Regions from separate parts of the Homo sapiens genome. Here region 1 is linked to region 2. Evidence: read pairs that join two places in POLR2A ChIA-PET (ENCODE). Cell type or tissue: OCI-LY7. All regions are shown on one strand. Each heading gives the region's core, and the rest is flanking DNA. Links, peaks and the distances in the headings are about the cores only.

Region 1 (17,139 bases), core at 3,922-11,921, 200 kb before region 2:
ATTTTAAAATGACATAAAGCAGGCTAGGCGCAGTGACTCACATCTGTAATCCCAGCACTTTGAGAGACTGAGGTGGGCAGATCTCTTGAGGTCCAGAAATCACGACCAGCCTGGGAAACATGGCAAAACCCTGTCTCTACCAAAAACACAAAAATGAGCCAGGTGTGGTGGCGCATACTTGTAGTCTCAGATACTCTGGGGACTAAGATGGGAGGATTGCTTGAGCCTGGGAGGCAGAGGTTGAAGTGAGCTGCGATTGAACCACTGTACTCTAGCCTGGGTGACAAAGCAAGACTCTGTCTCAAAAAAAAAAAAAAAAAAAAAAAAAAAGGTATAAACAAAAAATTTGGAAATTTAGATAGAAAGATGTATTTAGTAGGAGTTAATGAAGAAGGCAAATATCACCCTATGTCATTTTCAACAGTAATGATGAAAGTTATAAAAAATGCTGGGATATATACAAAATGTATACTATATAGAGAACTCATGTTTCAGATGTCACTATCCACATTACAAGAGGACTGTAACTTGATCTACCACTCTGGGCACAGTATCTGATTAAAAATAAAGTTATCTTTAACAACATTTGGAGCGACTGTTTGAATTGAGGCCTCAGGAAAAGATAACCTCCCCTCCTTACCAGCATCGGGGTGCTATGTCCAAGACAAGTCCCTAATCTTCCCTTTGTTAGTGCCTGGTTTAGAAATAGTCATGAGGCCAATTCTGGCCAATGAAATATCAAAGGAAGTCATCTTGAAGAGTTCCAGAAAAGTTTTTCCCAAGAAAGAGACACAGGGAGAGAAGGTCCCAACTTTTCTTCTGCCTGACAAAATGTCTTTATGTCATAGCTGAAATGGTGACATGTATGAATCTGAGGATGTAGGCAAAACAGAGAGAGGAGCAGAGGGAGGGGAATCGGAGACATGGAAACTTTATATTAGGGAAGGGCACTAACTGCAGAGAATTTATAATGTCTTGATTATGAGTCTATTTTTCTATCTGATTCTGTCCCTGTTTCCTTTTGCACAGTCCCATGTGGATGTCAGTGTGATGATTAGGATGCCTGATGCTTCCGAAACAAGAATACACTTTACGAAAATGCCCATTGAAAATACTTTTTCCTTTCTACTCTTGTGCTAAGAGTGCCTGTTTGGACCCCATGGCTTCGTAATGGTAAGAACATAAATTTTAGACTGGTTTCTACTGTGAACAGTCTTTATCTGATTATTGAAATCTTTCTACCTTGTGGTTACTTCCTATATTGAAATATTAAATCTCCCACTAGTAGGAACCTGTTCACCTCTTCCACCTATTTTATGGCTGTTGTAAGCGGAATTGTTTGTTGCTTTGCTAAGCTACCTATTTTTAAGAGTTTGATGTCCGTTTGCAAGTGAATTACACTAGACCCTGTGGATGATCAGAGAAAAGCAGTAAATAATGTCCTTTGACCTTAATAGAGTTGACACACATAATTTGCTCAGAGAGTTCAGGTTTGTGGGAGGTGTCCCAATGTAATTATTAATAACATCTCTTTTTATTCTCAAAAGTGTTCCAATTAGGATAATAAATTACATGGTTCCCTAGACCTTAGAGGCCTTAAATTCAGTTAGGGAGATGGGAGACCCAAACAGAAAAAGGCAACTAACCCAACAAAGCAATGTGTGATGAATACCAAATACATGGTCTGTGCTATCAGTGAATGGAGTCATGTTTTAGGAGAGACTCCTAAGGCCTTCAGCGATCTGGCAAACTACTTGAAGATGAGACAAGTTGGCTCTTGAGGAACATGTAGGGTTGAAGCCAGCAGTGAAGAAAGGAGATCATGCAATCAACCCTTCACTTGAGAGACTGCTAAAATAAAAATAAAGCCATAATTTTTCAACCTGAATAAGTACTGGCAAAAATGATTTCCTCCCCTCTTCTGAGCAAGCTGATGTTACAGGCAAACCAGCTGGCAGCTTGAGCAGAAAGCTCATTTTGGCCCCTTTAAATACGTGGGTGTTTTCCAAATGTTCAATCTGGCTCCCCACTACATTAATGAGCCATTTGCCTTGCTGAGATAATCACTACCCTGTGGTCATGAAGGGGAAGAAAGGAATGAGAGCTGGATGGGCTGAAACATGTACCCAGTTGAGGACCTCCCAGAGGGCAGCCTGGGCTTTAGTGACAGCTCCAAGATGTGGCACTGCACACACCACCCACTTCCTGTTTGGCTGCATTTTAACCCCGCTCTTGGTCCAAGTGGGTACAGGCACACTGTGATAAGGAACTGCTGAATGAAAACATGCTTAAATCTACGAACTCCATTTTCAAAAGCATCCTAGGGAAGTAGTGAAGGGTGCCCATGGGCTATAACTTTTATTCAAAATGTTCATAATGAACAGAGTTGTTTAACACTTTTTCAAATCTAACCTGTGAATGTCGCCACCACTTTGCCTTCTTTGAGCATCACACCATTGAGTTAATGGTATGATGAACCTTCTTGTCCCAGAGTTTGATTACATCAAGAGTGTTTAGGTTTTTTTCTTTAAAGATTAGAACATTTTATGCAAACAAAATCTTAGAAATAATGCTAATTTGTAAGTGATAAAGCATGCTAGTTGCCAACTCAATGTTTACTCTCCCCTTCTTTCTTATTAACAAATCCCTAATTTTTATTTGGGATGGCAGTATGCTCAACTGAAAACAATAAAAACTAGATTCTGCACTTTTCTTTTACATGTGTGGTTATATTACAAAGAGCTAGCCAAAAGAAGATACAATATGAGATGTCCAAAAAAGTTCTTCTAAGAGGTCTAAATCAAATGGCAGGTACCTTTTTTGCTCTTTCCCTTTCTCTCCAGGCTGTATGAATTGTCAACCTGATGGCCATAGCTCTGGCAGACTTCTTAAAAATATGAAGATAGGGCTGGACTCTAAAGATATAGGAAGAGAAAGCCAAAAGGAACATGGGTATCTAATAATTTAGTGGAACTATCATACCAGAGTTTGCATGGCCTACTTCTGGACTTGACTATGTAGGAAAAAAAATTGTCTCAACTTCTTATGTTATGTATTTGAAGATTTCTGCATTAGCAAAAAAAGTAATTTTTACTGTTGATAAACTGATAAATGTCAATCTGTTGAATGTGAAACTGACAAATAGAAAACTTCTCTGGTTGAAGTAAAGGTCAATGGAGGCCAGATTTCCATCTACCATATTATTTGAATTATAACACAGTTACAAAGCAACCTTGGGTTAATATTGGTATTTCTAGAGGTACTAATAATTAAGTGCAGGACCATCTGTAAACTATTTAATCTTGGTAGAGTCATGACCCTTTGCATTGACTGTAAAATGTTATATGAGGTGAAATATTAGAAGAAACTATAATTTCTTTATTATTTCAGAACAAGTGCTAGTAACTCTGGAGTGGTCTAATACAGACCTTAATCAGTGTTGAATAATATGCCTTTTTCTCAGTTTAAGTGGAAAAGATTGGTGCAAAATATAAAAAGATTTTTTCGAGTATCTACTAATTGCTTGGCATTTTATCTATATTTTACCATTTAACCATCACTTCAAATCTATAATGGAGAGAGACCCTATATGTTGCCCATCTCCAGCAGGCCTCCAAACCTATAATGGAGAGAGATCCTATATGTTGCCCAACTCAAGCAGACACTGTTCACATTGAATACAGTAAGAGTGCCCTCTGGAGTGGTACAATGTAGCACCTCTTAAATTAGAGGACATAACCTGTTTTGATTGTCCTGTGTTCCTTTCTTTAAAGAAACAGCCAGCCTCCATTCTATAGCAATTCTATATCATTCATAGGCCTGGGTGGGCCTGACTGTTCCCCTTGCCCAAGGCCTCAGTGTGGTCATTTTGAAATGGGAGTAGTCACCTTATCCCCCTCATGGGACATGCAACAGGGGTGTGGCTTGCTTCTTTGGTGCCCATCTGCTTAAACCCCTAGGGGGTGCATGCAGATGGGCAGGTCCTAGGGAGCATTTTTGGGCTCCAACTCCACAGCAGCGTCTCGGGTTGAGTGTTTACAGTTCCTGAAGCCCCAGTGAGTGCGGGTTACAGGGTGCTCTTTCAGCTTTGCCATCTGTAGGCGGCTTATATTAATCAGCTCAATTAGATCCTCTGCCTTATCGGAAGGACAGAGGTTTTCTGTATCCCAGGTTCTTGCCCTAGCGTACCAGAAAAATCAGATCACATGTGAACTTGGAGGTTGAGCATAAGATTTTATGGGGTGATGAAGGTAGCTCCAAGTGGGATAAATGGGGAGCCAGCAGGGGGATGGAGTGGGAAGGTGGTCTTCCCCTGGAGTCAGGCCGCCTAGGGGCTGGACTGTCCTCCAACTGCCCGCAGCCATATTCTCCTCGGCATATGCATCATTCCACCATCACTGGCCTGCTGGTGTCTGCTGATGTGTTCTTCTGCCCCTCTCAACATCCAGCCACTTGTGTGTGTGTCCACTAGGGTCTCGGGGTTTTTATGGGCACAGGATGGGGAACGTGGCTGGCCAAAAGACAACTTTTTGGGCATGAAAACAGAAATGCCTGTCGTCATTTAGGTCCATGGGCACAGGCTCAAGGATGGAGCCCTAGCCAGGGACCCCGCCCTTCTTTACCCAGCACTTCCCTGCCCCTTCTCATATCAATTTAATCCAGGCTTGGCTTATCTGACCGCTCATATCCTAGCCACAGTTGATACAGGGATGTTCCTGACTAAAGACAGACCAATGACAGTACCCCCTGGAATGCTGCTAGAGTTAAGGAAAAGTTCTTTTGTTCCTCTTGGATCCTGAGTTGTAAAGAGCATATGATCCTGCAACTGCTAGTGGCCATCTCACTATCATGTATCAGAGTTTTGCCTGAAAATGGAGCCATAACATTATTTGAGCACCCGGATCCAGCCATGTTGAAGACGCTTTCAGTTACATGAGTCCATTAACATTTTATTCTTAAAAAGCTAGTTTGATTCTATTTCTACCATTTGCTATCAAGGAGTTTCAACTAAGGCGGGTAGCTATTACCATCTCCATGAAGCTCTGAGAAATTAAGTCACTTGGCTAAGCTGGCTCAGTAATCGATGAAACAGGATTCTAAAGTAGGGTAGTCTGGTACCCACATCCATCTTCTTTTCATTACACTATGCTGCCTGCCAAAACCAGTGAAAATAAATTGATGGAAATCATGTCGATTTATCATTAGGCTTTCTAAAATATAATATTCCTACAAACAGTTTCCCTGTCCCAAATTTCATGCTAATTCCAACTGGTAAATTTATGAAGCAAAGTCATTACTCTTTGTTAGAGAAATGTTTTCATATATACGAAACTTTAAAGAATATTTCAATGAGGCTTGTCAAATTCTTTTTTGAATACCTACTATATAATGGATTGGGATTAATTGTTAACAAAGAAATTTAATAAAGAAACAAATGAAAATAGCAGTCTATACAGAGCATAGCATATTTTTAAGTCACTCTATTCCAGGATCGGAGGTAGTAACACCATAAGCCCAACATCAATAAAATGCTATGACAGAAAGGGGTGGTGTGCCATAGCATACCAGAAATAAGGGTAGTATTTCTAGGCAATAGAAATCACACAGGATTAAATGTGAGGCAATGTGAGGAGGAAGTTCTAGGGCAGTGCTATTGAATAAATCTTTCTACAGTAATGAAAATGTTCTGCTGGGTGCAGTGGCTCATGCCTGTAATCCCAGCACTTTGGGAGGCTGAGGTGGGTGGATTGTTTGAGTCCCGGAGTTTTGAGAACAGCCTGGCCAACATGGTGAAACCTTGTCTCTACTAAAAATACAAGAATTAGCCAGGCGTGGTGGCACACGCCTATGTTCCCAGCTACTCAGGAGGCTAAGGCTGGAGAATCAGTTGAATCTGGGAGGCAGAGCTTACAGTGAGCCAAAACTGTGCCACTGCACTCCAACCTAGGTGACAGAGGGAGGCTCTGTTTAAAAAAAAAAAGTGTTCTATATCTTTTCTGTCTAGAAGAGGATCTTATCTTTCCAGTAGCTACATCTGGCTAGTATCTACCATACTAGTGAGGTAGTGTGGTAGCTGTTGGGCACCTGATGTGTAGCTAATTCTACTGAGGAACTGTATGGCTAATATCTACCATATTGGCCAGTGCAGTTCTAGACAAATAGGCAAATAACACAAGAAAATATATAAGATAGGAAGAATGGAAAGCACAGAGTTTACGTGAAAGATAAAGTAAGTTGTCTACCTCAGCTGGAATTGAGCTTATAAGGAAGTCAAATGAGAAATAATATTTGGTGAAGTTGAGTGGATCCAGATTATGAAAGACTGAACATTGCTTTGGGACAATCGGGAGCTTATGATGTCTCCTGAACTAAGAAGTGTTATGTTCAGTCCTATGCTATGGGAAGATTAAACAGGCAGGGGTAGCTATGAAGAACCAGAAAGGTTACAGAAGTAGAGATGCTACATGTGAGACCACAGTAAGAGTCCAGACAAGTTAATGAAAACCTGAACTAAGACAGTAACAAAGGAAATGAAGGAAAAAGACAGATATGAAACATATCTTGAAAGTAGAAATGAGAAAATTAAGAACTGATTGGAAGAGTTGGAAAGCAAAGAAGAGAAGTGAACTTTGGAGAACAAAAGATGAAAGAGAAATTATAAGAGAAATAGATTTGGTAGTACAGCCATCTGATTTAGAAATAATATTCTGATTTTTGTTTTAGATCTTTTAGGCTTAAGGTGCCAATGTTAGAAATATAACTATATCATTAAAGAGAAATGTTAGAAAATGTGGTAGAAATTTAAGGACCATCCGCATATAAATTAGGGATCAACAAACTATAGCCCTCAGGTCAAATCCAGCCAACTGCCCATTTTCTCAATAAAGTTTTATTGGAACACAGCTTCTCTAATTTGCTTGTATATTATCTATAGCTGTTTTCTAGTATAAAATGAAGAGCTGAGTAAATGCAACAGGCTGTTAGGCACACGAAGCTGAAATTACTTACTATCTAGTATAGAACATATTTGCTGCCTCTGATATACACAGTAGAAATCACCAGAACACATGAGATCCTAATAATTTTAATATAAGAAATTCTAGTATTCACTGGAGTTTAATAGAATACTCTGTTTACTCTTATCATTACATTGGCACATCTATAACATACTAATATTCGGAATAAAAATACAGAGTTCCTCTATGATCCTAAAATATCTCTTGGATCACCAAGAAAAAATTATTCTCCATATAAAAATACTCCTAAATATCATGTGTTTTTGTCTAGATATTTGGAAAGCGGTTCTCCTTTTATGATTTATATTTGATTTTCTATTAACTATAGTATTTTATTAATCAGAGCACTTCGTTCTCTGTGTATGCCAAGTGATATATATGTTAAGCCATATGAAATTCTTACTTTGTTAATGTTTCATCAATTCATGGAAACTAAACTGGATCTGAAACATAAGTTTCAGATTCAAACTTGTGTGGTCAGAGAAGTATGGGCAGCTGTTTATATCTTACAGGGAGAATGTATTTAAGTATTAGTATTATCTTAGTCCGTTGGGGCTGCTATTATAAAATACCTATACTTGGTGGCTTATAAACCACAGAAATTTATTTCTCCCAGTTTTTGAGGCTGAGAAGTCCGGAATCAAGGAACCAGCAGATTCAGTGTCTGGTGAGGTTCCACTTTCTGGTTCACAGACTGCCATATTCTTGTTGTAACTTCACATGGCAGGAGGGACAAGGGGGGCTCTCTGGGATCTCTTTTATAAGGTCACTAATCCCATCATGAGGTCTCCATTCTCATGACCTAATCACCTCCCAAGGGCCCTACCTTCAAATACCATCACATTGGGGGTTAGGATTCAACGTATGAATTTGAAGGGACACAAACATTCAGTCTACAGCAAGCATAATTTAAAAAATGAAAGAAGAAAAGAAGGGAGGGAGAGAGAGAGAAAAAAAAGAAATACAGGAAGAAACAAAGAAAAGATGGATGAAATAAGCATGAACTTTGAGGTCAAACAGATTTAGATTTAAAACTTTCTCCTACCACTAAAGTATGTGTGAACTTGGGCATGTTATTTAACCTTTCCAATGTCAACTTTTTTACTGCTAAGCTGTAAATACCAACTATTCCGTAAGTTTGTTCTAAGCATAGGTTTTCAAATAAAATACTATGTCCAGTCAAATTTAAATTTCATAAAAACAGAAGAATTTTTAGTATAATTATGCCCCATGTATATTTGTCATTTATCTGAAATTCCAGTTTAACTGAGCATGGTAGGCTCAATAATAGCCCCAAATATGTCTATGTCTAATCCCCAGAACCTGTAAATGTTACTTTATATGGCCAAAGGGACTTGCAGAAATGATTAAGCTAAGGATCTTGCAGTGGGGATATTATTCAAAATTGTCTGGTGGGCCCAGTATAATCACAAGTGTCCTTATGAGACGGAAGTTGCGGGAGGAGTCATAGAAGATGATGTGATGATAGAAGCAGAGATTACAATGATACTCTTTGAAGATGGGGCAAGGAGCCACAAGCCAAAGAATACAGGTGGCCCCTAGAAGCTGGAAAAGGCAAGGAGATGAATTCTCCTCTCAGCACCTCCTAAAGAAACCAGCATTGCAAATACCTCAGCTTGAGTCCAGTGAAACTGATTTTGGACTTCTGACCTCCAGAACTGTAAGAAAATAAGTGTGTGCTGTGTTTAAGCCACTAAATTTGTGGAAATTTGTTATGGCAGCAATAAACAATTATACTGAGACCTCCTGTATTCTTATTAGCTAAATCTGGCAACCTTGCTAATGATTAAATGCAGTAGACTAGCACAAACTTCCCCTTAAACATGGCAGAGTGAACATGTGTATTTATCTTTGCTCCCTGCCAAACCCTCACCAAAGTTAAATAAAAGAATAAATAATCTATAAATCCATAAAGAAGGAGGGGAAATGAGAAAAAAAGCAAATATAGATGTCAATCTAATTTTAGAAACCGGAAGGGTGATAACTGATTTAAACTGTGACCATAATACTGATTAAAATAGGGAAAGAGTTGAAACTTTAGATTATAGAGGATAAACCCAACAAGAAGTAGCTAATTCATATTGCAAAACTTGGAGAGGCTCAGACATTAGAAGCATTAGGTACTACAGCAGGCAGTACTGGAAACTTGTTGAGAATCTGCTGAAGAACCAGATACCAAATCCTTTCCTTTACCCCTAAACATCAAGTGACTATTCCTTACTCACTCTGCAAGAGATACAATGCTCATTTTCTGAATACCTTATAAGAGACTCCGGAGTCAGAGAGATCAGGCACACAAGATCAGGCAAATGTGATGTCCTCCTGTAAAATGGTGCAAAAATGAAGCATTACATACAGGTTGATACATGGAAAAGTAAAAATGAACCTCCTTCTCTGATTGTATTTCAAGATGCTAGACATCAAGATTATACTGCTTAGGTGGGAAATTAGAGTATCCTGTCCAAGAAAAAGTATCTACAGATACTGAAAATTTGGTTTCCCAGAGCAAAATACTGGATCCCTGCCAGATTAGCCTACTGTAAAGTTGACCAGTTAAAAACCTCTTTCACACACAGAGTATGTCCAGGTAGCTATTTAGTCCCTCACAGATTCAGGGAGACAACATATACCTCCAGAAGTTTGAGAGAAAAACATAAGGAACCAAACCAAATAAACAGAGAAATCATAGAATACAGAAATAGTGCAGAAAGTAGAAAAAATCGTTACAACATCATAATTAATGTCCTCAGAGAGAGAAAGAATGCTTTATAAAAAGGCAATCATCAGAACAGGAATGAACATAGGAAATTTAAAATATGCTAGCTGAACTAAAACATTCAATTAAACACTTGCAGAATAAAATCGAGAAGATCTCCCAGAAAGTAAAACAGTACAAACATATGAAAACATTATGAAAGAAAAGAAAATCTGAGGATCAGTCCAAGAGATGTATCCATGAGTTATGACAAGGATGAATCCTAGAGAGACCAGAAAAAACAGAGGGAAAGAATTTATCAGATAATTTTTTTAAATGACGATCATGAGCCCTTACATAATAGAACAAACAAAAACAAGATACACACCAAGTATATTATCATGACCATCCGGATCACCAGAGCCAAAGATAGGATTCTAAAGGCATCCAGAGAGAAAAAACAGGTCACATATAAATAGGTTGACCATCCATCATGGTTTGCCTGGGATGATCCCAACATACACTTGTCCTAGAATCATATTTGCCTTTTTATTTGTCTGGTATTTATCAGTTCTTAACAAATTATGATTATTAGTTGCATTAAAATAATCCATGATGGTCTTATAGGCCTCTATTTTGTAGTTGCAGCTGCTGCTAAAAGTTTCATCTAAAGCACATGAGATGCATTTGTAATAACCAGTATACTCACTTTAATACATGGTTAAACCTGAATGACCACCAGCAATTACCCATCTTTCTCTTCCTTACCCTTTTTTTTTTTTTAAATTTTTGTCTTTAATTTTTTTTTTTAGAGACAAGGTCTTACTCTGTTGCCCAGGCTGGAGTGCAGTGGTGTGACTGTAGCTCTCTGTAACCTCAAACTCCGGGGCTAAAGCCATCCTTCTGCCTCAGCCTCCTGAGTAGCTAAGACTACAGGTATGCATCACCATGCCTGCTTTATTTTATTTATTTATTTATTCATTCATTTAGTAGAGACAGGGTCTCACTATGTTGCCAGGCTGGTCTTGAACTCCTGGCCTCAAGTGATCCTGCTGCCTTTACCCTTTTTGATGCAATATAACTATTTTTTTTCCTTCAGAGGACAGCATTTCTTGCTGACAAGAAAAGGAAATGCACTCTGACACTCACATTTTTTAGTCAGAGGTAATATTGAATGCCAGGACTCTGCTAGCCACTGTGTAACACCTAGTTGTTCTGTTTCTGCAAGATGTGTGAAGTCCCCAGGAGGTAAGGCAGTGGCAATGTGGGAAATATAGGTTAAGGGTAGGCCAAATATGAGTGGGCAGTAGAGTCTGCACTTATGTGAAGAGCACATAAAGAGTGGTCTTAATACATTTCCTACAGTGGTTTTGTCATTTAGTTTATTTCAGAAATCTAAAACTATTTATCTTGTTGTTAGATAATATTTTTTTTTATTTTGCAATAAGCTCTTTTAGCCCTAGACAACTAAACTAAGAAAAGTTTATGTTTAATTAAAAATGATGTGCCTAATTTCCATTTTTCAGAAAACTTGAGGGGATGAATAGCTAACTTGCATAAAATGTTTGTCAACATTTCCCATCTGTATTAGCATTGTCACCAGAATGTTGTGTATAAACGATTTTGAAACACAGTGGCTTCGCAAACAGGCATTTATATTTATCCTCAAGAGTCTGCAGATTGAGGTTTGGCTGACTGAGAAAGGAATCAGCCAGGTTATTTATTTATTTATTTATTTATTTATTTTTGAGACAGGGTCTCACTCTGTCACCCAGGCTGGAACGCAGTAGTGCAATCTTGGCTCACTGCAGCCTCGACTTCCTGGGCTCAGGTGATCCTTCTACCTCAGCCTCCCAAGTAGCTGGGACTACAGGTGCAGGCCAACACGCCTGGCCAAATTTTGTATTTTTTGTAGAGACAGGGTTTCACTGTGTTGCCCAGGCTGGTCTCGAACTCCTGGGCTCAAGTGATCTGCCCACCTTGGCCTCCCTAAGTGCTGGCATTACCAGTGTGAGCCACCATGCCCAGCCTGCCATGATCTTTTCATGGAAGCTTATAGGAGAATGCAAACAAGTAAGATCACATAACATGTAAATATTTGACTCCTGTCAGGTTTGCCACATTCCATTGGCTAACGCATGTCATATGAATAATCCAGCATCCATCAGGGGAGAAAGTAAATGTGGACTGAACACTAATCCACACTATCACCTTTTTTTTTCTTATCATAGAAGCCATAGTAATACCATTAATCACATGACAGCCAGAAGACACAAATCTAATAAATATCAGCATCTATTTCAAAAGTTATTAATTAAACCAAACTGTACTGGAAGATGACAATTTAACATGTGCTACTAAAGAAAGTGCATTTGCCTATCACTCCATGATGCATGACTTCATTTAGATCAAACGACTAGTAAGTTAATTTTGCTAATTTATAATTTCAAATCTTTTTTATACATGTTAAAGATGAAAGTTTTTTTAAGTATTGGTTTCATTAGCAGAATATAAACTTCCTAGAGTTCAATTATGCCAATTTTATATCAATGTCATTGAATGTTAAACAAAAATTAGTGAATTCCAATAATAGAAAGGTTTCTTTCATGCAATCAAAATGAACCATTTGGAATTGCATTTTATAATATTAAAGGCAAAATGCCAAATATTATTAGGAATATTATTGTAAAATCAATTAAAAGGTTCCACATTGAAGATACAATGTTTGCTTCTGCAGTAATAATGTGATATGAAATTTGGCAAAGCAAATAATGAAACTCATAGAGCAGAAATTTACCTGGAATTAGTTATAGTGTGTATTAGTTCATTTTCATGCTGCTGATAAAGACACACCTGAGACTGGGAAGAAAAAGGTTTCATTGGACTTATACTTCCACATGGCTGGGGAGGCATCAGAATCATGGCGGGAGGCAAAAGGCACTTCTTATGTGGTAGCGGCAAGAGAAAAATGAGGAAGATGCAAAAGTGGAAACACCTGATATAACCATCAGATCTCACGAGACTTATTCACTACCATGAGAACAGTATGGGGGAAACCGCCCCCATGATTCAAATTATCTTCCACAGCCTCCCTCCCACAACACATGGGAATTATGGGAGTACAATTCAAGATGAGATTTGGGTGGGGACACAGAGCCAAATCATACTATTTCACCCTGGCCCCTCCAAATCTCATGTCCTCATATTTCAAAACCAATCATCCTTCCCAACAGTCCCCCAGAGTCTTAACTCATTTCAGCATTAACCCAAAAGTCCACAGTCCAAAGTCTCATCTGAAACAAGGCAAGTCCTTTCTGCCTATGAGCCTGTAACATCAAAAGCAAGCTGGTTACTTCCTAGATACAATGGGGGTACAGGTATTGGGTAAATACAGCAGTTCCAAATGGGAGAAGTTGGCCACAACAAAGGGATTACAGGGCCCATGTAAGTCCAAAATCCAGTGGGGAAGTCAAATTTTAAAGCTCCAAAATGATCTCCTTTCACTCCATGTCTCACATCCAGGTCACACTGATGCAAGAGTTAGGTTCCCATAGTCTTGGGCAGCTCTGCCCCTGTGGCTTTGCAGGGTATAGCCTCCCTCCTGGCTGCTTTCATGGACTGGCATTAAGTGTCTGTGGCTTTTCCAGGTGTACGGTGAGAGCTGTCGGTGGATCTACTATTCTGGGGTCTGCAGGATGGTGGCCCTCTTCTTATAGCTTCACTAGGTGGTGCGCCAGTAGGGACTCTGTGTGGGGGCTCTGACCCCACATTTCCCTTCTGCACTGCCCTAGCAGAGGTTCTCCATGAGGGCCTCGCCCCTGCAGCACACTTCTGCCTGGGTATCCAGGCATTTCCATACATGTTCTGAAATTTAGGTGGAGGTTCTCAAACCCCAATTCTTGACTTACAATTCAAGATGAGATTTGGGTGGAGACACGGAGCCAAAGCCTATTATAGTGCATACATAATCCATAGTTGCTTTTAAATAAGCAGCAGGAAAATCAAAGCTATAGTTGTCAAAACTTACAAATAGTTTAACATACACATATTAAGTAGTTTATATATTTATATATAGTTACATATCTGTGGTCTGAGCACATATATATACATATATATGTAGTTTGTATATTTATAATATATATTTATATATAATATATATAAAGCAGTTTAATATATAAAGTAGTTATATATATATTTATTTATATATATATATATATATTTGAAGTGAACCATAACGTATTTGTTTATATGAAGCTGACATTAAGAAAGTTAAACAAAAAAATTATATTCTGGAAGTATCTATTTTCTCTCTTTGTTGCTTATCTTAAATTAGATTTTATAAATATTTAAGCCTTTGAAGAACTATTTTTTAATAATAATATCAAATGAGAAGTCTAAATTTAATAATACCAAAATGAGAACTCTAAATTTTCAAAAATAGTTAGAAAAACTTTAATCAAAATATTCAAAAGAAATGGAGCACCAAACTGGCTCTCGAAGTTTTTAGTGATTATAGTTATTAAAAACAAATTTTTCAGATAGAAAGACATAATTTATTCTTACAAAAGCAAGGAAGGAACAGAACAAATTAAACAATGGTAACTTGCCTGGTGAACAAAATTTAATTTTGAAATTCTGTGTTTTTAAATATCTCAACTTGCAAGAAAAATCTTTTCAAGGACCTCTACTTTAAAATAGTAATTTATATTACATGTGCGAATGAAATAAAACTAAGAAGCCTATGATTTTTGCAGCATCAAAATTGGCAAAACATTGAAATAATTGCAGATAGAAAAAACTTATTCAATGTATTTTGTCTCCTAAAATGTATTTGAAAAAAAGGAGGCACTCTGAATAAAGGGTATGATATAGTACCTTTAAAATAATTAGACCAAAATATTTATACAATTCAATAACCCCCTTAAGAATATCCTTCATTGAGCAGAATTGACTCTGCAGTTACAAAATACCTCAGCACATATGAGAGTATTTTCTCAGTAAAAATATTATGGCTTTTATGATCAACAGAGAAAAAGTCAATAAAGGTTGTCAGAAATGTCAAATTCATTAACTATTTTAAATACAGCTTTAAAGAAGATTGTAGGCAGTTTTGTGGAAAAACATAATAAGACCGTTGGTGGATCACAGAGGATTTCTAGGGCAGTGAAATTACTCTGTATGATACTGTAATGATAGATGTATGTCATTATAAATTTATCTAAACCCATAGACTGCACAACACTAGGAGTGAAACCTAATGTAAACTATGGACTTTGGATCATGATGTGCCAGTGCAGGTTCATCAGTTTTAACAAATGTACCACTCTGGTGGGAGATGTTGATGATGGGGGAAGCTATGCACGTGTAGGAGAAGGAGGTATATGGAAAATTTCTGTACCTTTCATCCAGTATTGCTATGAACCTAAAACTGCTCTAAAACAGTCTACTTTTATTTTTATTTATTTTTTTTTTAAGTTAGGCACAGTGGCCCATGCCTGTAATCCCAGCATTTTGGTAGACCAAAGCAAGAGGATTGCTTGAGGCCAGGAGTTTGTGACCAAACTGGGCAACATAGCGAGACCCTGTCTCTACTAGACAGATAGATAGATAGATAGATAGATAGATAGATAGATAGATAGATAGACTCTCTTGAGGCCAGGAGTTCAAGACTAGCCTAGACAACGTAGCGAGTCCTCTTCTCTACAAAAAATTTAGAAATTAGCTGGGCATGGTAGTGCATACTTATAGTCCTAGCTACTTGGGAGGCTGAGATGGGAGGATTACGTGAGCCCAAGGATTCAAGACTGCAGTGAGCCATGATTGTGCTATTGCACACTCCAGCCTGGGCAACAGAGTGAGACCCTGTCTCAAACTAAAAAAAAAAAAATTCTTCGGAAAATTTCTGGTGTCATGATACTAGATCTACATGTAGCTTTTAATGATTAAATTACATAAGTAGTACCAAGAATAATTGTTGCCCTTATACTATTTTTAGTATTCAGGAAATCAACATAAAGAAGAAGATTTTTTTTAATTTATAGATTTAAAAAAAATTAGACAGAATTTTAAAACTGTACATTATAGCCCAATCAGTATATTATAATAGTGTATTAGCTCTGGAGTGCTGGCGTGGCACTAATGCTTATCACCATCACCAAGGCCAGCTCAGCAGCAATGACCTCAGAGCCTTGCTTGGTCTGATCTAGAGGAGTCCTCACAATGTGTGGACTGCTAGGACCTTGAACCCAGGCTGCACCTTGGGAGAGGAAGCAAGGGAGGTACTAAGAGCCAGAGTTGATACATATATAGCCTAATGCTTAGGTGGATCTTTTGCATTGCATGTTTGCTGCTTTGATAGTAATTCCAAGGATACACAACTTTAGCCAAGAAAAAAATCATTATTCTCTCCAATTTCTCGGCTTGGATCAGCCTTTGTGGCCTGTCCCAGTTCTACTGATTTAACTAGAAATTTTTATATAATCACATTAAGCCTATGGGGACAGGAGTTGATGTAAAAGAAAGATATCCTCATTTTACCTGGAGGAGGTCATTATTCAGTGGTCAGTAAGTTTTCAAAATAATCAAGAAATAGCTATATATATATATAGAGAGAGAGAGAGAGAGTATACAAATATGGAAATAAATAGAAGAAACTGCTGAAATGTTTGAAAGTAAGGAATGGAATTGGGAATGAGAGGGTAAGAAGTTTATATTAAACGTTTTGTTGTATTTGAGTTTTTAGAATTGTGAACATGTATTGTGTTAATTTTTAAAAAGTAAATGAAGTTTTAAATTAAATGCCTAATATACCTAGTAGGAAGTCAAGGTTTCCTTTTTGTGTTATTCCCAATTTTTATGTTTCTAGATAGGCACCTGACTTCCTCCTGTTTTTTGACAATTTCTGCACAAGAAATTACTAATTCACTATGATCTGAGGGCCATGCAGACTGCCCTAGATAATCTTGAAATTTGCTAAACCATTATAAAAGGTTTTCTTTTAGGTAAATTTCAATCCCTTTACCATTCAAAATGTTGCTAACTGAAAGCATTTTTACAAATATACAGTTAATTGAAATCTGGAAAAGTAATGAGCTTCCTTATTTGCTTATATGCAATTCCCAGTATCACACATGTAATTTAAAGATTACCTACTACCTGCAGATATTCTTCTTACCATGTTAAGGCAGAGACCACCCTCTTCCCATTTCCTATGCTGGAGGTGAGACAGATGGAAGCATTATTATAAATTAAGATCAGTGGTGGGTAGAAATTTGGCAATTCAATTAGGAAAATTACACACCAACGTTACGCTTGTTACCAAAACTTCTTTTTTTGCAAATCACCAACTTCTCCTTCCTCTAATTTTTGGGTAAACAAATTAACGCTGAGTGTTATCGGCTGGCCCGT
Region 2 (14,332 bases), core at 4,502-12,501:
TGTATTTATTAACAACTAGAACACTTACACATCAGACATTTTGCAGTAAACTTGTACTCAGTAGTTATTGGGAGAGTCAAATTAAGAGTGAGTGACCTGGGCCGGCACGGTGGCTCACGCCTGTAATCCCAGCACTTTGGGAGGCCGAGGCAGGTAGATCACCTATGGTCAGGAGTTTGAGACCAGCCTGACCAACATAGTGAAACCCTGTCTCTACTAAAAATACAAAAATTAGCCGGGCATGGTAGTGTGCGCCTGTACTCCCAGCTACTTGGGAGGCTGAGAGAGGAGAATTGAACCTGGGAGGCAGAGGTTGCAGTGAGCCGAGATTGCACCACTGCACTCCAGCCTGGGTGACAGAGCGAGACTCCATCTCAAAAACAACAACAACAACAAAAAAAAAAAAAACTGAGCAACCTGAAGCATGAATGTCTTACAAAATTATGTGAAGTTGTTCCTTCTATCAAGATCTAATTATGAAGTGATCCACTAACTCGAGTGTAATGCTAATATGTGTTTTTCTTTTGATAGTTTCTTTTTTCTTTTTTTTTTTTTTAAGAGAAGGCCATATGCTTTATTGCATTTCTTTTTTCTTAATTGATATCAGGAAGCTCAAAAATAAATTTATTGTTTATTTATAGCAATGCTCTCCAAACCCACATTTCTTGTAAAATTTCTTCCTATCTTATTTACACAGCTTATTAGCCTTTTTGTTTATTTTTAAATCTGTAAAGTATTTGCTTCATAGCCTGGGTAACATGGTGAAACCCCATTTCTATTAAAAATACAAAAATTAGCTGGGCATGATGGCATATGCCTGTAGTCCCAGCTACTTGAGGGGGCTGAGGTAGGAGGATCAAAAAAGTATTTGCTTCATATTTAGTCACCTCAAGTTTTTTGTTTTTGTTTTTGTTTTTGTTTTTAGAGATAAGATCTCACTATGTTGTCCAGGCTGGTCTCAAATTCCTGGGCTCAAGCAATCCTCCTGCCTCAGCCTCCCAAAGTGCTGGGATTACAGGGGTGAGCCACTGCACCCGGCCACATAAGCCACATAATTGTATCTTGATTCTGTTTAAGACTCATTCTTCTCATCAGATTAAGTCCAGAAAAGCATATAAATAGCACTTCTTTGGCCATATCTGAACAATTGGTAAGGATGGAAGCTACAGCTGGTCTCAGAGGTTCTAAGGGTCCTGATTGAAATTCTATGACTGTCTTGCTCATGGGGGAGAGGAAAGGGTTAGGTGTGATGTCCTAGAAGTTAATGGTTTTTTTTAAGTTAGCAAAATAAACTGAAGCCAGTTATCCACTGCTTATGAAATGTAAATAGCATATTAATATACTATGGCTGCAACTTGACAACACTATTTTCTGTGCCAGACCTGCAAGGCGCAGCCTTATGTGTGTGCATCCAGTTTGAGGCTAGGACCTCCTAGGCCACTTCTTGCTTCTCTGGTAGGCTGGTTTTCAAGTTACTTCTCCTGCCTCCTTAAGTACATCAGGCTGGGGAGAGGAGGTGAACTAAGAGTTCATCAGTTTAGGAGGAGGGGGAATTTAATCATAAGTTTGCCTTTTCTTCAGATGATTAAACAATGAGTGTTTATGAAATCAAGAAAAATGTTTTTCCCCCAGAGTTTTCTTTTCAAAGATTTCTCTGTGCACTCTGGCTAATTTAAAAAGAGCCCCATAGGGTGCTTATTTTTGCACACATATATTGCCAGAGTAGTTCCTGTTTTGGTTTAAATGTGTTCCTTCTTTTTAGTCAGATGAAAGAGAACTTTCTTTAAAAAGAACTTGTCTGCTGATCGTGTTTGTTAGAATTAGCCTAAATAAAGCTTCCGTTAAGAGCTTAACTGTTTAGTTAAATCCTCTTGGCTAAATTATCTGGCGAATATTTGTCCTTGGACGATGTAACCACAGTCCGCTCATTACTCTCTTTCCAACCTGAAATGTGTGTCTCTCCCTCTCCTGAGGATACTAGGAAGTGAGTGTCTTGAGGAAGAAACTTTCCCTCTCATTCAGTTAACTTATTCCTTGTGCAGTTGGATGTTGGGGTGTGGGTGTTTGAAATATGCTAGGCACCACAAGTGAGCACGATTAATTCTGCATCAGGTAAGGGGCTAGGAGGGGACTGCCTAGGTTAAGCCATAAAGAAATGACATCTTGAAGGCATTAGATAAGAGAGAAGAATGTTTGAAAGGGAAAGGCCATGGAAAGAAGTGGAAATACTCTTCAAAAGTCTGTCGAGGTCAGCCTGCCATGCAACTATAAAATTAAGCTTTCCTGATAGATAATTTTTCTCAGGAGAAAATTCTAGGAAGATACAACTGCAAAATAGATAAGTAAATAAATAGTGAATTATTGATACATGATAAACATGGATGAATCTCAAAAACATTGTGCTAAGCAAAATAGGTCAGACACAAGAGACCACTTATTATATGACTTTATTTATATGAAATTACCAGAAAAAGCAAATCTATAGAGACAGAAAATAGACTAGCAGTTTCCTGGGGGCGAGGTGGGTGTGGAGGTGGGCGGCGGTGGGGGCAGGGGGCAAGGTGAAATTGTATCAGAGGTTATGAAAATGTTCTGAAACTGATTATAGTAATGGTGCATAACTCAGTAAATTAAAAATCCTTGAATTGCACACTTGAAATGGGAGGATTTTATAATATGTAAAATATATCTCAATAAAGCTCCTTAAAAAAAGGCAAGAACATCATCTGTTCAAAGGGACTAAGGATAGAACTTTTTGAGTATAAAGATAGAAGTTCTCTTAACTATTACAATCTCCCATCATCTAAATAGTGTACAGACAGCTTTGTTTCTACAAGGGAGAAAACCAAGAAAAGAACCATTCCTTGAGTACTCTAATGGTTTATCTTTTACTACTGTTTCATTTTTTAAATCTACTTGTGAAATAAGCAGTAGGGTCAGACATTAAAAACAAACGACAACAAAAAAACACATGGCAACCATTCTTTGAGTTTGATGATCAGCATTACAGTTAAAATTCAAATTGGCTTTCAGAAGATAATATTTTCTACATTTTGCTTGATGAAAGGTTTAAATAAAAACCATGCAAATATGGAATGTTTTTAACGCATGCTTTAATGCTAATAAAAGGATGCTTTGCTTTCATATTTTAGGGCCAAAGGGAAAACTTTCACTTTGCCCTCTGAAGGTTCACTGAAAATTTGGCAACAGGTAGAACAGGAGACTAGGTATGCAAACTTATTAATATGCATGGGGAGGAAATCACAGAGTAATTGCCCTAATACCCAGTGTGGTACTGTTTCAGAAAAAATTCTGAAACCATGTTTTTTCTCTGCTCTTAAGCCAACACAATAACAATCAACACAGAAGACTTCTGTGACCCCAAAATATGTGGGAATTTCTCTCCACCACCAACCAACCAATCACTTCTGCAGTGAACACAAAAGGGTGTCCTCCAATTCAATTCCAGTACTATCTACCTGGAGATCATGTCAGATCCCACATGTTGAGGGCTCAGACCCCAAAACTGCCCACCACCCCAAACACCAGTAGCAAGCTCAGGCCTCTGGAACTTCTTTTTCTTTCTTCCTTTTTTTTTTTTCTCTTCATTATCTATGCATCAAGAAGCAGGCCTCTGGAACTTCTTTTTCTTTCTTCCTTTTTTTTTTTCTCTTCATTATCTATTCATCAAGAAGCAGGCCTCTGGAACTTCTGGTCTACTGGCTTCAAGTTGGGATTCCGAAGACCTCCTCTCTAGGCGGGTGAGGTATACCCGCATGGAATTTCCATTTCCTCGTTGGGCCCACCACCCTCCAGGAAACTCCGTATGTTCAGCTATCTGGAAGCTCTTTGAACCCTGTCCTTTTGGGTTTCTATGGCGGCCTCATTACATAAGCATGATTGATTAACCCATTGGCCACTGGTGAGCAAGTGGACCTTCAGCCCCTTTCCTCTTGGTGGAAGTTGGAAGGTAGGGCTGAAAGTCCCAACCCTCTAATCATGCTTTTGGCTTTCAGGTGACCAGTCTTACTCTGAAGCTATCAGTCTACTTTAGCATACAAAAAGAAAGAACTTTGGAGATTCCAAGGATTTTAGGGGTTGTATGCCAGGAAGCAGGAGGGAAACCACATGTATATTTCAGAATATCACAGATTCAGACACTTATATACCCTTTTTCAAGGGGAGATGGGGAATGTATATAATTGTTGTGATAGGTATTAAGTCATTAGGGAGAATGGATAGATTAGGGAGGCTGAAGGCAGACATTATGGGAAGGTGAGGAGTGGAGCTGGGCAAGAACAACCATTGTCATATTTCACAGATAGAGTCCCCCAGGTAATTTCTTGGAGCTGCACTCAGAAGAATAGATGAAAAATCTGTCTTAGCATAGTAACTCCAGTCTCTGCTCTTCTCTGGTGGTTGCTCTTTCCTGGTTATTTGACCAGATTTCTTGGAAGGGAGTATTAAGACAACTGCACTTAAGCTCTCTTAGTCAGATAAGGACATTCCAGAGTCTCTCTTGGTGCTTTGGGAAAGAGGATATGAGAGGCAGGGAGAAAGGAGAAAGGTCACAGAGAGACCGTGGTTCTGAGGCTAATTTTTCAGGACTTTCAATTTCCAAAGCAGTCAGTATGGCAAAGTGTCATATTTTGGGGAATTGTTTTCTTCGACCCAACAACATTCAACCACATCAGATTGTGAATACAGCTCTCCCTGGGTATCCTCAGAGAATTGGGTCCCTGACCTCCAAGGATACCAAAATTCAAAGATGCCCCAGTCCTTAATATAAAATGGCATAGTATGTGCATACAACCTATGCACATCCTCTTGTATACAGTCATGCATTGCTTAAAGTTCTAAGAAATGCGTCAGTAGGCGATTTCATCATGTGCAGACATCATAGAGTGTGTTTACACAAAGTTAGATGGTAGAGTCTGCTACACACCTAAGGCATATGGTATATGGCCTATTGCTCCTAGGCTACAAACCTATGCATCATGTTAAGGTACTGAATATTGCAGACAATTGTAACACAATGGTATTTGTGTATCTAAACATAATGATATTTATAAGACGAACTGTAAAATTACGGTATTATAATTTTAGGGGAAGAATCTTCTTACAAGTGGCCTCTAATTAACTGAAATGTCATTATGCAGCTCATGACTGTAATTTAAATCATCTCTAGATTGCTTACAATACTTAATAAAATGTAAATGCTATGTAAAGAGTTTTTATACTGTATTTTAAAATTTTGTATTATTTTTATTGTTGTATTATTTTTTTTTGTTTTGTTTTTTCAGAATATTTTCCTTTTCTTTTCTTTGTTTTTGAGACAGGGTCTCCCTCTGTTGCCCAGGCTAGAGTGCAGTGGCGTGATCTTTGTTCACTGTAACCTTTGCTTCCCAGTCTCAAGCCATCCTCCTACCTCAGCCTCCCAAGTATCTGAAACTACCATGCCTAATGTTTGTATTTTTTGTAGAGATGGGGTATCGCCATGTTGCCCAGGGTGGTCTTGAACTCCTGAGCTCAAGTGATCCTCCCACCTCAGCCTCCCAAAGTGCGGGAATTACAGCTGTGAGCCACTGTGCCAGAGATTTTTCCAAATATTTTCAATCTATGGTTGGTTGAATTCATGAGTGCAGAACTTGAGGATTCAGAAGGCCCACTATATTATCTAGCTGAAGACTGCTTCTGCTTCACTTAGGGAAAATAAGTATTTATTAAGTAAATGGATGAGAGAACACAAAATAGTGGGGAGGCTATCACTTTATCCTCATCCTCATCCTCATCAGAAAATACATGTAATTTGGCCGGTGCGGTGGCTCATGCCTGTAATCCCAGCACTTTGGGAGGCTGAGGCAGGTGGATCACTTGAGGTCAGGAGTTAGAGACCAGCCTGGCCAACAGGGTGAAACTCCATCTCTACTAAGAATACAAAAATTAGCCGGACATGGTAGCTCACGCCTGTAGTCCCAGCTACTCAGGAGGCTGAGGCACGAGAATCACTTGAAATTGGGAGGTGGAGGTTGCAGTGAGCTGAGATCATGCCACTGCACTCCAGCGTGGGCAACAGGGTAAGACTTGGTCTCAAAAGAAAAATACATGCTCTTTGATATGCCAGTCATAACTATTTTTTTTCTTTAGAAAACTTTTCTTCCATGGCTAGAACATAGTCTTTTCAGGAATTTAAGTGTCTAACTTGCTATGCCCCATTAAGTGAATATATCCTAAATTGTATTTACTAGTAGGATTTCAATCCTTGAATTCCCGCTGATGTATATTCAGATGCATGAGAGTCCACATCTTTTCCACAATCATGTTGGATATCTATATGTAGGCCTTCTATATTTATATTTATTTGTTTTGTTATACAGTACTTCTGCAACATGAATGTTCTTTTTTTTTAGTTGACTACCTAGTTTAAAGAGAATGTTGTGACTTCATCTTTTTTTGTTTGTTTGTTTGAGACGGAGTCTCGCTCTGTGGCCTAGGGTGGAGTGCAGTGGCTGCATCTCAGCTCACCGCAAGCTCCACCTCCTGGGTTCACACCATTCTCCTGCCTCAGCCTCCTGAGTAGCTGGGATTACAGGTGCCCGCCACCACACCCGGCTAATTTTTTGTATTTTTAGTAGAGACAGGAGTCTCGCTCCTCTGTCTCTGTCTCTGTCACCATGAGACAGGGACACCATGAGACACCATGGTGACAGAGTCTCTGTCTCTGTCACCATGTTAGCCAGGATGGTCTCGATCTCCTGAGCTCGAGATCTGCCCTCCTTGGCCTCACAAAGTGTTGCGATTACAGGCCTGAGCCACCGCGCCCGGCTGTGACTTCATCTTAATGCACCTAAATTCTAATCTACTTTGAGATTTTAAATTTGAGTTTCCATAAAGACAAACAAACAAACAAAAAAAGCAAAAAAACAAGTTGCTGTTTTGTTTTCTTCTTCTTTTTTTTTTTTTTTAAGAGACAGGGTCCTGCTTTGTTGCCCAGGCTGGAGTGCAGTGGCACCATCATAGTTTACTGTAGCCTCAAATTCCTGGACTCAAGCAATCCTACTGCCTCAGCCTCCCATGTGGCCCATGTAGCTAGGACTTACAGGCACGCACCACCAACCCCAGGTAAATTTTTTATTTTTTGTAGACAGGGGGTTCTCAATATGTTGCCCAGGGCGGTCTTGAATTCTTGGCCTCAAGCTATCCTCCTGCTTTGGCCTCTCAAAGTGCTGGAATGACAGGTGTGAGCCTCCATGCCCAGCCCTGCTGTTTTTCTTTGAAAGTAAAAGAAAAAGTAAAAATAAAGTATACAAAAAGTAAAAATAGGCCAGGCGCAGTGGCTCACGCCTGTAATCCCAGCACTTTGGGAGGCCGAGGCAGGCAGATCACGAGGTCAGGAGATCGAGACCATCCTGGCTAACATGGTGAAACCCCGTCTCTACTAAAAATACAAAAATTAGCCGGGCGTGGTGGCGGGCGCCTGTAGTCCCAGCTACTCAGGAGGCTGAGGCAGGAGAATGGCGTGAACCCGGGAGGCGGAGCTTGCAGTTAGCTGAGATTGCACCACTGCACTCCAGCCTGGGCAACAGAGCAAGACTCCGTCTCAAAAAAAAAAAAAAAGTAAAAATAAAGTATAGAATATGCCAACATTTGATTATATGGGTATCCTACCAAGCTTCCTGAGTATTATCCTCTCTCGAGAGCAAAATGTGAACACCATTACTGGACAAGAGTAGCTGTGGCTTGCTTATTGTCTCAGAAACTGGGAAGAATGGAGTTTACCCAGACTATAGAACCTAAAGGAAGCAAATAACTCACTGAAAACTTAGTTCATTTTAAAGGCAGCTTTTACCTATTCAATTGATGTGCTTTTTCTTTTAAGGAAAAAGATTTCTATTGGATATGGTATATACCTGAAAAAAAGTGAGGTTTTTTTTTTTGTTTTTTGTTTTTTTTGAGATGGAGTCTTGCTCTGTCGCCCAGGCTGGAGTGCAGTGGCACAATCTTGGCTTACTGCAAGCTCCGCCTCCTGGGTTCACACCATTCTCCTGCCTCAGCCTCCCAAGTAGCTGAGATTACAGGTGCCTGCCACCACACCCAGCTAATTTTTTATTTGTATTTTTAGTAGAGACGGGTTTCACAGTGTTAGCCAGGATGGTCTCGATCTCCTGACCTCGTGATCTGCCCGCCTCAGCCTCCCACAGTGCTGGGATTACAGGCGTGAGCCACCGTGCCTGGCCAGGTTATTTTTATTGATACCTAATAGATGTACATATTTTCAGGGTACATGTGATATTGTGACACATTCATATAATAGGTAATAATCAAACTGGGGTAATTGGGGCATCCATCACATTACACAGTTATCTTTTCTTTATACTGAGAACATTCAAATTATTCTCTAATAGCTATTTTGAAATATAAAATAGATTACTATTTAATATAGTCACTGTATTGATTTATCAAATGCTAGATAGTAAATCTTCTATTTAATTGTATTTTGTACCCATTAGTGAATCTCTTTTCATCCCTTCTCCTACCTAGCCTTCTCCGCATCTAGTAGCCATCTAGCCATCAATCTACTCTCCATCCCCATGAGATCCACTTTTTAAGCTCCCAATATGAGTGAGAACACGCAATATTTGTCTTTCTGTGCTTGGCTTATTTTTCTTCAATTGTTCTAAAATTATTTTGTTTTTCCAGCACAGGAAAAAGGAGGCTTATTTTATTTAACATAATGACCTCCAGTTCCATTCAAGTTGCTGCAAATGACAGGATTTCATGCTTTTATTAATGGCTGAATATTTCATTGTGTATATATTCCACATTTTCTTTATCCATTCATCCACTGATGGGCATTTAGGTTGATTCCATATATTGGCTATTGTGAATAGTACTGCAATAAGCATGGAAGTGCAGGTATCTCTTCAGTGTTGTTTTTAATTACAGAATTTTGCCATTACTTTTTCACAGCAATGGTTCTCCAACATTAGTACCTAGACAGTACCCTATCCCCAGAGTTTTTAATTCACAGGTTTAGAATGAAGGCAAAATTTTGCATTCCTATCAAGTTCCCAGGAAGACTCTGATGCTGCTGGTTTGGGGAACACATTGGGAGAACCAGTGAGAAGTCCCAATCCCTTGCTTCATTAGTTTAAGGGAAAGGGGAGGCTGAACGTAGTGGCTCACGCCTGTAATCCTAGCACTTTGGGAGGCTGAGGAGGGAGGATCGCTTGAGCCCACGAGTTCAAGACCAGCCTGGGCAACATAGGGAAACCCTGTCTCTACAAAAACCAAAAAAATTAGCTGGGCATGGTAGCGCGCACCTGTAGTCCCAGCTACTCAGGAGGCTGAGATGGGCAAGGCTGCGGGGTAGGGGTGGGGGGAGTGGCCGTGCATAACTTGAGCCCGAGAGGTAGAGGCTGCTGTGAGCTGTGATCCTGCCATTGCACTCCAGCCTAGGTGACAGAGTGAGAGACCCTGTTTCAAAAACTAAATGAATACAAGGAAGGGGAGGTCCATGTACCCCACTTCCCCCTTCAGAAAGTTATAAATACTATACTCCAGGATCATAATTTGTAAGAACTTTGTACGATTTTTCAAAGTTTCCAATGTTCCAGAGTTAATTCTTATTAACTCTTTCCCCACTCTACTGTTTTTTGTTTGTTTGTTTGTTTTGTTTTATTTGAGAGGGAGTCTCGCTCTGTCGCCCAGGCTGGAGTGCAGTGACGCGATCTCGGCTCACTGCAAGCTCCACCTCCCGGGTTCACGCCACTCTCCTGCCTCAGCCTCCCCAGTAGCTGGGACTACAGGCGCCCGCCACCACGCCCGGCTAATTTTTTTATATTTTTAGTAGAGACGGGGTTTCACTGTGTTAGCCAGAATGGTCTCAATCTCCTGACCTCGTGATCTGCCCGCCTCGGCCTCCCAAAGTGCTGGGATTACATGCGTGAGCCACCGCGCCCGGCTGTCTACTGTTAAACCTTAAAATTGAAGAGGTCTTTGGCAGCTGGGGGGTGCAGATAAACACTCAGTAACCCTGACCACCACGTGGTTGCCTCCGGTGACAATATAGACGGTGAGAGCTTTAAAAAGAGATAGGCCAGGAGGTTCTGGCACCAGGAAGGAGAAGGTTTGGGGAGGAGCCCAGCTTTGAGAAATGGCCCTGCAGCTATGCAGTAGAAAGTTGAGTGAGAATTCCCGGAGGCCACTGATCAGATTCAACAGTGACCTGGACACAAAACCATCCCTCCTTGCTGCCCTCCCACCTCCCCCACCGAACCCTCCAGGGCCCGCCTCAGTTGCTGGGCAAGAGAGATTGTGGAACTGACCAGGCCCCTGGTTCCTTTTGTCAATTTAGGCCAAAGGGGAAATGAAAAGTTTAAATGGTCTTAAATAGAAAGCACTTTTGCTACTTTCTCTTATCTGTACCTAGGGATAATTTTCATTCCAGTTAAATTATTTGGCAGATTAACATTTTAATATGTTCCTTGTTTCATTTTCCAGTGGGCCTTTTAATAAATGTAGCTGTATCTTACAGATTATGTCAGCTATGAGATGTCCCCTCAGCTGCCTTGAGTTTTGATTTTTTTTTTCCTACTACTATCTCTACTCATCTCCAGATGGTCTTCTAACTTTATCAGGTTTTATTTCTCAAGGTCCTTTTTAGGAAAGGTAATATCAGGAGCTCCCTTGAAAACCCTACCAGGTATTTAGAGCTCAAATTTTGTAGTCCATGACTTGAGAGTTCAAATCTGGCTGTAAAACCTTGGGTAAATTACTTATTTTCTTTAAGACTGTATTCTTATATGTTAAATGCTGTCAACTATACTCACTCGATTGGGTTTCTTAGAGAATTAAATGGGAAAGCATGGCTGGGTGCGGTGGCTCATGCCTGCAATTCCAGCACTTTGGGAGGCTGAGGTGAGTGAATCGCTTGAGCCCAGGAGTTCAAAACCAGCCTGGGCAACATGGTGAAACCCCGTCTCTACCAAAAAATTCAAAAATTAGCCAGGCGTGGTGGAACGTGCCTGAAGTCCCAGCTATTCAGGAAGCTGAGTGGAAAGATAAGCTTGAGCCCAGGAGGCGGAGGTTGCAGTGAGCTGTGATCGCACCGCCACACTCCAGCCTGGGCAACAGAGTGAGTCTCAAAAAAAAAAATAAATAAATAAATAAATAAAAAGAGAGAGATAGAAAGCATGTAAAACACTTAGCACTGATGCATTGTTAATGATAAAATGATAATAACCTGCATTATTACTTTTGTTGTTAAGCGATGCTTCACTCCTTTTTCCTCCCACTCTCCAAACAATCTGAATAGCTTCCACCAGAAGAAACTGAGTTTTGTCTAAAATCATTATGTGTCACCCTCTGACTGAAAGTTCTTTTGTGTTTTGTGAATCGCAGTAGATCTAAACCCAGTGCAAATGTCTTAGCTTGTGTCCTTGGATTCTTATTCAAGCAGAGCAAGTCAGGGTGCTAGCAGGGAGGCAACTAAAAGTGGTCTTCTCCTTTCTGCGGGTAACAAAAAAATAGATAAATAAGAGGCATAGGTATCTAGTTGAAGACATAAGCCCACAAGAAAAGCTAACTTATTTAAAGATAAATCTGATCATATAATCTGTCTGCTAAAAACACTCTCAAGAGTACTCTCAAGTACCCTATGCCTGCCTCCATCTACCAGTTTTTTCAACAATACTTATCCTCCTTGGTTTATGCCTTTGAGATACTCCAAGATCAAGCCCGTTCCTTTCCTCCAAGGAGAACTAATCTTGGGTCACTTTCATTGGCTTAGCTGAGATCATTCACTTTTGGGGTTTTCTTATTTTCCCTCTGCCCCGCAACACACAAATAAATAAGTGCCCTGTCTCTATTTGCCATTAACACTCTCTCAAGAACTCTCACTTGACTCTGTACTTATTGGTTAAGTTGTGAGTTTTCTAGACACCTAGCACTCTATCTGGAAGTAGGTGCGTAATAAGCACAACTTTAGTGACTGCAGCTAGCTGACTAGCAACAGGCAGGTTGCCTCTGGCTCAGTCTGGAAGGCCCTGGCCCTAATGTGCCTTCAGGGAAAGGGCGGGTCCAACTGGGGAAACAATATCTAATATTTGTGCTTTTATTTGTCAACTTATTTTAAAACCCAGGTTCATTTTTTGAATTTGTTTTGACAGCATTCCTAAGATTTTTAATACTTTGATTAGAAATGTTCTAAGTTTTAGAAATTAATTAGACAGGCCAGGCGTGGTGGCCCACGCCTGTAATCCCTAAACTTTGAGAGGCCGAGGCGGGTGGATCACCTGAGATCAGGAGTTTGAGACCAGCCTGGCCAACATGGTGAAACCCCATCTCTACTAAAAATACAAAATTTAGCCAGGCGTGGTGGTGCATGCCTGTAATCCCAGCTACTCGGGAGGCTGAGGCAGGAGAATCACTTAAACCTGGGAGTCGGTGGCTGCAGTGAGCCAAGATCGCGCCACTGCACTCCAGCCTGGGTGACTGAGCGAGACTCTATCTCAAAAAAAAAAAAAAAAAATTTCATAAATTACTATCAAATTGCATGATAATAATAAAGTACTTGGGAGAGCCTTGGTAAACTTAGCACAACAACACAGAAAGCACCTTTGTAATTCAAAAGCTGTCCAGAAATACCTGCTTGTTTCCCAGATGGGAAGGGCCTGACTAAACTTCCAGAAAATGTGACTAAACATATATATGTCAGGAATTGAAAACTATTAGCAATGAACATTATGTACCATCTAAGGCTTACGTTTAAGACTAATGTTTATTTCCAGTTTTTTTCTGAGTACTCTGTAGATTCCCAAGTTAAAAATTACTGTAGTTTCTCAAATCAGTTTGTCTCCTAATGGGATGATTTAAGGTGGGAAACACACATATATAATTTGAAAAACTCAGTGCGGGAAGTAACTCTCCCTGAGTCTATGGGTTAAACTTTCTGTTAACCCTGTTCAACTGGTTTTATAAGGCTTTCAGAAGGGGTCCTGCTGCTGCTAGTGCAGGCAGTTAAAAATAGTATGGAGAACAAGGGCTTGGGGGAAGTCTGAGTCCAATCCTAGCATTTTGTTGATTTAATATTTCTGTTTTTTAGATGAGACAATTTAAGCACATGACCGAGAGGCCAAGTTGGAGACCAGGTTTAGAAGAGAAAAACTTTCACTTGACTCCTAATTTGTACTCAGTGACACATTAACGACAATGTAAGTGAAAGCAGGGAACTAAGGGTGGGTCAGGTTAGGTGGGAGACCAGGAGTTGTTATTCTAGTGTTATGGTAATTTCATGAATTTACTTTTGCTTCTCGATCTTCTTTTTGAGTAGTAAAAGAGGTTTCATGCCTCCAGTGAAATTACTATTTTTAAGCAGAGTTCTATCTGAAAAGTTCTATAAGAAAAAAAAAAACCACTCTTTAATTTTTTCACATGTAACTACTTAGTTATGTGTACTAATGAAAAAATAATCTAGAAGTTATTTTTTCAAATCGAGTTTTACATATTTTTTAAACAATAAAACGTTTTCTCCTGTTTTATAATGTCATTATTTTTGCTTCATTTCTATATCCTTTAGCTCAGTATTAAAAAGAAAAAAAAAACACTCAAAGTGGTGTGTTTTGCAATATTGATGATCAACTAAGGTCGGGATATTTATTTCCATCTGGTAGAGTTCAACTTCTGCCTCCTGTTTGCTTTCTCCATCTGCCTGCCTCCCTTCATCTTTCTTTTTTTCTTTTCCCCCTTCTCCTTAATGGAGTTGGGGTTAACCCTGTCTTAGGCCTAATCGTTTTAGCAGGCTCCCGCCTTCCTGTTACACTGGTTTTTAAGGTTGTTTTTTTTTTTTTTTGGTAGGGTTTCAAATAAACTTGAATGTCTACACTTAATACTTTCACAAGCTTCAAATTCTTTTTATTTTATTTTTATAAAGAGCAGGACTCAGGCTAGGACGGCATTTGGACTAGGTAAAAAAGAAAATCTTCAGTTTTGTGCACACAAGTTTTAAAATACATTGTACAGATTTTTTTTTTTTGGATACACACCACTCTTTACAGGATCCGCGTTATATCTGCTTTCAGTAACTGGCTCTCCTGTCCGCATCCAGTAAGGTTTCCACTCTTCTCTCCGTTGACTGCTGAAGTTACTGAAACAGCAACCACAAATGGCCTTACTAACCTACTTATTTTGCAATTAAACTTTTAAAAGATATCCCCCTACTCCTCCCCTAGGGTGGAACAGAAATGGCTCCGCGGCGTTGGCAGCTCGTCTGCGAGGGGACCCTGGCTCCCCGAGGCTGCAGTCCTTTTTCTTGGACAGAACGCCCCGCAGG

Evidence for each region. ChIA-PET counts read pairs that join two places held together with the same protein. Peaks named below come from ENCODE experiments on the same cell type or tissue, not always from the same donor. Only the 100,000 strongest peaks of a DNase experiment are listed, where the experiment ranks them.
Region 1: POLR2A ChIA-PET joins it to region 2 with 12 read pairs; 20 of 35 experiments call an interaction of 5 or more read pairs at or near these places.

The regions. Positions count from the first base shown.
Region 1 is chr12:92,341,565-92,358,703 of GRCh38, reverse strand. LINC02391 (long intergenic non-protein coding RNA 2391) reads left to right here. Exons shown (of 5, transcript XR_007063404.1): 2 at 1,030-1,173. It overlaps LOC105369902 (a long non-coding RNA gene), which reads right to left and starts at 9,359. Exons shown (of 3, transcript XR_945203.3): 1 at 9,297-9,359. In OCI-LY7, for the core only: no CTCF peak of the experiment used is centred there; no DNase peak of the experiment used is centred there.
Region 2 is chr12:92,146,476-92,160,807 of GRCh38, reverse strand. It overlaps BTG1-DT (BTG1 divergent transcript), which reads right to left. Exons shown (of 3, transcript NR_135036.1): 2 at 14,046-14,146. Among named protein-coding and RNA genes, the nearest start is that of BTG1-DT, 7.6 kb to the right of the region's middle. RefSeq lists an enhancer at 14,311-14,332. In OCI-LY7, for the core only: no CTCF peak of the experiment used is centred there; no DNase peak of the experiment used is centred there.